2 separate regions of the Homo sapiens genome follow, and region 1 is linked to region 2. A link is a contact called in ENCODE Hi-C or POLR2A ChIA-PET data. All regions are on one chromosome and are shown on one strand. The core of a region is the stretch at or near the end of the contact, and the rest is flanking DNA. Distances in the headings are between cores, read along the strand shown.

Region 1 (3,295 bases), core at 637-3,136, 1.1 Mb before region 2:
TCATTCAAATCACTTACAGCCAGTCTAGATCCATCTTGACTGTAAGGTGTAGTCACCTGGAGAGGTTTTGATTGAATTGATCTGTGATGTCATCCGGGCATCAGGAGTTCTTAAAGCTCCTCACCTTAGGTGACTTCATTGTTTAGCCAAGTTTGAGCACATTGAACAAAAGGGTCCTGCACAGGGGTATCACAGGACTTTGCAACAAAATGAAGGTAAAAGCCATTATGTTTCCCATTTATGGACTTAAAAGTGTCTACTATTAGGTTTTGGGGGCAGTCTCATCCCACTATCATCTCATGCTGAGTTTGCAGTTATTTAAGGAATATTAAAGAAAATGCCTTTTATTTATCTTGTTTGACCCTCCTATCATCTCTCTAAGGTAGCAGGGCAAGTATTATTTTTCGTATTTTACAAGTCAGAAATCAGGTTTAGAGAGGCTAAGAGGCTTTTTGCAGTATTTAGGAGATGAGGGAGTATGTTAATACTCACATCACTGCTATACATTTCTCTTGGCACTTATCCAGCATAACCTGTTATATGTTTATGTTTAGATCCCACTTCCACTTAGGCTGTGAGCTCTTTATCACTTATTATTTATTAACTCACTATCAGGTTATTCATTCAAGATGTATTGGTTGGGTTTTTCTTGGTTTCGTTTCTTTGGAGGAGGGATAAATTGTGGGGGGCTACTGTAGTGAACAATACAGATATTATGGTCCCCACTTTAGTGAGTGTAGGAATCTATTGATGGAACAGGCAAGCAAAGACAGTTAATAAAAAATTAACATAAAAACCAACATAGATGGGTAACTACCTAATCCTTATAGAGAAAGAGGAGTGGGGTGCTTGAAAACTCTTTGCAAAGGTATAGAATGTAAAATCTAAGCTAGAAATTCATACATGAGTAGAATTTACCCTTGTGAAAAATGCTATTATATTCCCTGGTGGAAGGAACAGCGTGAGACTGCACAAAGAGAGACCTGAAAGTAGATCAAGCAGCATGATAATATTAGGGTGGGGAGTGTGACAAATGAAGCTGAAGAGAGAGGCTGTGTGCCCACGCAGATCACAAAATGGCCTTGTAACTTATAAGCCATTTTCATGAGTTTGTGTTGTCCTAGAGAAAATGGGGTGCCTATGTAGGGCTTAAACAGGGCACAACACGATCATATGTATTTCAGGGAAGATCTGGCTGCCCCAGAGTGTCCTCCTGACCATTGAGCTAGGCTTCCACAGGCAGGGAGTCCTGCGGTTTTGGCGGCAGGGAAAGAGAATAGTGTCCAAATAGAATGATATTTCCACTTTGGGCAATACAGGTCTTCAGGCTGATTTGATACTTGGGGATACAAAAGAGGATCCGAGGCTGACAGCTTGGCTGTATGATTCCCTGATTTAGCAGTTGCATAATGAGAAGAGAAGCGGGACAGGAGAGAACTAGTGGGTTCGTTTTCAGATGCGTTGCATTACAATTATCAGGCCTGCTTAGGATTCCGTGTACTGCATAAAATATACTCCATAAATATTTTGATTTTTTATTGTACAGTCCAAGCCTGTAAAATTCTACCAAACCCACCTCACTACTGGAAATGATCAAAGTGAGAACCCCCATTTTTAAGCTACCTACTTAATCCAATAAGCCTCTGTGCGAAAACACACATTTGCCTGCCCTTAAAAGAGCAGTCGGTTGGCTTTCCTGCGTGCTCAATGCATTTCCGAGGCTCTAAGCTCCCGTTCTCGAAGCGCGAAAACGCGGTTCCCCCTGCTGGTCAGGGCTGCGTAATGCAGCGAAAAGAGGGGAAATTCCTAGGGGCGTGGTCGTTGGTGGATGGCGTAAAACGAGCGCCGGGGACATGGGATTGTGCTTGCGTCAACGGCGCGCGCCGTGGGAACCTTGACAAGCAGCATGGCTGCAGGTTGCTCAGAGGCGCCGCGGCCAGCGGCGGCTTCTGATGGGTCTCTGGTAGGGCAGGCTGGCGTCCTGCCTTGCCTAGAGTTGCCGACTTATGCCGCTGCTTGTGCGCTGGTGAACAGTCGCTACTCATGCCTGGTGGCCGGGCCGCACCAAAGGCACATCGCGCTGTCGCCCCGCTACCTTAACAGGAAACGCACCGGCATTCGAGAACAGCTTGATGCGGAGCTCCTTCGCTATTCTGAGAGGTACCGATCTCTTTGCCTGTTCCTTCTTTTGTGCACGGGAAGTAAAGCAGGTGGATGTGCTGACGACGCAGCAGAAAGGGGCAAATGGCAAAGGTCGCATTGCCCCCCAGAGCTTAGCCCCCTGGATTTCTAGAGTCGCGATCCGTCCCTCAAGGCCAGTACCGCTCTGGTAAAGATCTATACAGGGTCCCTTTCATAGATAGAGAAGAAAACTTAAAGATGAAGTTCAGGTGTGGGCGGAGGGAGTGGAGATTCTTGCTCCAGAACCCTGGTGTAGGGGTAGGAAAAGACCAGGGATCTGGAGACCTAGTAGGCCCAGTTCTGTTTGGCATTCAACGTTTCATTTATCCCCTTACGGATGATGCTTTCTCATTTGACGATAAAAATCTGGTTTGCAGTGCTTGAGTAGATTCTCATTCCATAGAAGATAGCATACGAAGCATTAGTACAACCGTTCTATTTGTAAAACATGAAGGACCTTTTTTGTTGTTGGATTTCGCTCTGGTAATTTCCCCATTTTCTCTTCTCTTGGACCTGATCTGGGGATTATGAAAATGCCATTAGTTTAGCGGGATTTTGTTGTTTTTAAGAAGATTTATTCAGTCGAACTAGTGAGCCTGTTGCTTTGGGGAGAGAAAAAACCAAAACGTATGCATTTATATTACGGTATTCAAAAGTGACTTGAAAACTTAGAATTACAGAGGTGTGGGGCGGGGGGCGCGGGCATGTGCTTGAGTATTCCTCTGGACTATACTTTGGTTTAAAAGCGGGGTTCTAAAACTAGAGGGAATGGATTCTCTAGGGATTCATGATTGCCCTTCAGGAATTCCTATGTGAAGTTCCTTGGGCACTGCATCGGAAGTTTTTATCAGTTTCTTAAGGGATCCTGGACCTCCACCCATGTCTAGAATCTGCAGATTCTTCCAAGCACCAATATACACTTCTTGTATGTTTATATTACATACCGAACACTTGAGATACAAAAACAAAAAATAAAATCTCTGTTTCAAGGAGCTTTAAGCTGTAGGAGAGATACAAATACAAGCCAATAAATAGTAAAGTGTTAAAATTTGACAGAAATCTAATAAGATAAGGAGTGTAGAATTTGGATCTTGGGACCTTTGAGAACAACTTG
Region 2 (2,954 bases), core at 395-2,894:
GAAAAATGCAAAATACAAATTTCTTTGCCCACCTCACATTTGTCAGTTATTCATTCATCAAAGAACATATATACTTCCTTGCCCTCAAGTTGATAAATGCTACCATTTATTTAGCACTTCTCTCTGTTATGTACCTTACCATGTTATTTTATAGGACCGTGCCAGCAACCCTAGAGGGCATGCACTATTATTTTCCTCTTTTTATGGAGAAGGAAACTGATCCTTAGAGAACTGAAGGAACTTGCCCACAGCCAGACAGCTGAGAAATGGCAGGCTAAGGATGTGTACCCAGGTCGGCTAAATACAGAACCTGTGTTCTTTACCCCAGGAATGAAAACAGCCAAACACTGAACATACGTGTACCAGAGCTTGGGATGGCGGCTCACGGAATGATTTTTTCCATTAGTTGGAGTGTCTTTCGTTGCTGATTTACTCAGTAGGAACTCTTGAAGCTTCTGCTTTACTTCTGTACTTGCCACTGCCCCTGAAATACACACACACACACACACACACACACACACACATACACACACAGAAACAGATGTTGATGGTGAGTTTTGTCCTCTCATGCCTCTAGAATATTTGACAAAGATTAAGAAGTAAAATCGCTGGTCACAGCACATAAAGTTTTCCTATTAAAAGAAGAAACCACAGTCCAAATATGCTTTAGAAAATAGTACAGTAATGCTTTATAAATACTACTTAAATTGCAAATTTTCAAAAGACTTTCAGCTATTTCTTTAATTACTTTTGCAAAGAGGGAATTCCCAAAATCAACTTTTTTAAGTTTAAAAAATACTGCAGAGGAACAAAACACTGTATTTTAATAATCAAGTTATCTTGAGGGATTAGATCCATATTAAATCCCTTAAACACATTAAAATAATCTTTTCTGAGTTGCTAGTTTGAAAACCTTAGTTTTTAAAAAAACCCTTTGAGCATTAAACAAATAAATATTGCTGACAATTCCAGTTCAAGTCATCAAATTTTAAACTTTGCTACGACCTGATTTTGAACTGACCTAATACAGGGGAATTATTTGGATCTGTCTCCCTCTTGTGGATAGTTCTTTTGCATGTGTTATGTCTTAAATCTTCTCAAAGTTTGAGTATGCCAAAACTAAATGGAGGCAAGGCTTTACTTAGAGAGCAATTATTACTTGGCCAGGAGTAAGGAAGGCATAGTCAGGAGATGTGGATACAAGCTGATTATTAAACAAGATGGCATATATTAGACTGCTTTAGAATTACATTATTTTTAAGGTTCAAAACAACAGAAATCAGCACCTTTGCCAGATAATGTTACGTTTGCTTCTTGAGACGCTCTGCAGACTCAATGATGTGAGCTGGTATGTAAATGTCAAAACTTTACAGTTGGGTCTGTAATCTATGCTTTTAATTAAACACAGATAATTTTGACGAGTCTAACCGCACTCTTTATCAGGCTTTGTTCTGAATAATGATCAGCTAACGATGAGGAAAGAGAGTCCATCGTTTACCCTGGTGCCTCTTACTTTCTCGTCCTCTATCTTTGCCTCTGAGAGGAGGAAGCTGCTGTTCTCTGCGATGCCTCTCTACTTCCTGTTCTTGCCTCTGCTGCTCCAGTTTCTGCTCCTTTTCTAGGAGTTCTTGTTGCTGTTTTATGGCTAGAAGTTCCTGTTGCAACTTGCGAGAAGAGAAAGACATGAGAGTGTGCAATTTCTTTAGGCTTCATAGTCATCACTGACCAAAACTGAAATGTTATGAGCTTTTGGAACTTGTTTGTATTTAGTTCATATTTGTACCCACTTTTTCTGTAAATCATTGAAATCTAAGGACAAGCAACTAATGCAGTGAAGGTCTTAACGTCATCAACAGGCAAGTTTTAGGTAGCTCCATTATCTGTGCATCCCTATCAAAACTAACTGTTAAATTCACTCAGGTCTTCCCATTTCCTTTAATTAAATCTTTAGTTCCCTTAATGACTTTTCTTTGAACATACAAACAGGAAAAGGTAGGGACTGCCCAGAAGCCTATTTTACAAAGTCCCTCACATTATAAATGAACAACTGAAATCTTCCATTCTTAGCCTAAAAAATGGTGTAAAAATAATCAACGCAAATACAGAATGGTGAGATATTAAATTAATTTGGGGGAAGTTTACCTGAAGTAAACAAATGCTAAAAATTTCAAAATCTTACAGAGCAAGTTCTCAATAGACTAATGCAATGTATATATTCATAATATGTAGAATATATTATATACATATAGTCTCTCAAAATATCAAAATAGCAGAAGCTTTATTCTTTCATTCAGCACATAAAAGCTTTTAGATTAAAGACACTGGTCAAGAAGAAACCACTTCCACAAAACTTCATTTTAATGCACTATTGTTTAGCTTTCTGAATCCCTTGAATTCACTCTCAAACAATGAATGACATGAATATGATGCATTCTTGCACTCTTTTTTATTTTTATTTTTATTCTTGAGACAGGGTCTCACTCTGTTGCCCAGGCTGGATTGCAGTGGCACCATTATAGCTCACTGCAGCCTCAATCTCCTGGGCTCAAGCGATACTCCCACCTTAGCCTCTTAAGTTGCTAGGATTACAGGCATATACAACCACTCCTGGCTAATTTTTTAAAATTATCATTTTTAGTGGAGACAAAGTCTTGCCATGTTCCCCAGGCTAGTCTCAAACTCCTGGCCTCAAGTGATGCTCCAACCTTGGCCTCTCTAACTGCCGGGATTACGGGTGTGAGCCACCTTGCCCAGCCTGAAGCATTCTTTTTTAATAGCCATCTTGAGATGTCTATTTCCACTCAGACTGAGAAATATATATCTATGAACTATAGTAAATGTGCACACTGAGGAGTAACTAAAGACCTTGAGTTCTCCTTAGGTTCTGACATTAGTAGATATGAAATCCGGACAAGTTACTAAACTACTCGGAGCCATACTTCCTCATATGTAAG

What was found. Hi-C counts contacts between places; a loop is a spot of excess contacts on that map. ChIA-PET counts read pairs that join two places held with the same protein, here RNA polymerase II (POLR2A). Pooled maps may share reads with other maps.
Region 1: a pooled map shows a loop between it and region 2 (3-fold over the local background). The contact joins the promoter of POLR1F here to the enhancer-like site in region 2. A Hi-C loop is called at or near these places in 1 of 168 maps with a recorded cell type or tissue (sciatic nerve) and 1 of 50 pooled maps. POLR2A ChIA-PET finds 5 or more read pairs at or near these places in 1 of 52 experiments (Panc1).

What each region holds. Positions count from the first base shown.
Region 1 is chr7:19,707,628-19,710,922 of GRCh38, reverse strand. It overlaps POLR1F (RNA polymerase I subunit F), which reads left to right and starts at 1,886. Exons shown (of 4, transcript NM_001002926.2): 1 at 1,886-2,160. The coding sequence starts at 1,907. RefSeq lists enhancers at 1,734-2,013, 1,555-2,157, 2,124-2,193, 2,158-2,762.
Region 2 is chr7:18,589,046-18,591,999 of GRCh38, reverse strand. HDAC9 (histone deacetylase 9) reads right to left here. Exons shown (of 26, transcript NM_178425.4): 4 at 1,514-1,664; 5 at 358-484. Among named protein-coding and RNA genes, the nearest start is that of HDAC9, 95 kb to the right of the region's middle. Within about 2 kb of position 1,644, at least 2 of the 41 ENCODE cell types and tissues checked have a DNase peak (open chromatin) inside an H3K27ac peak, as active enhancers do.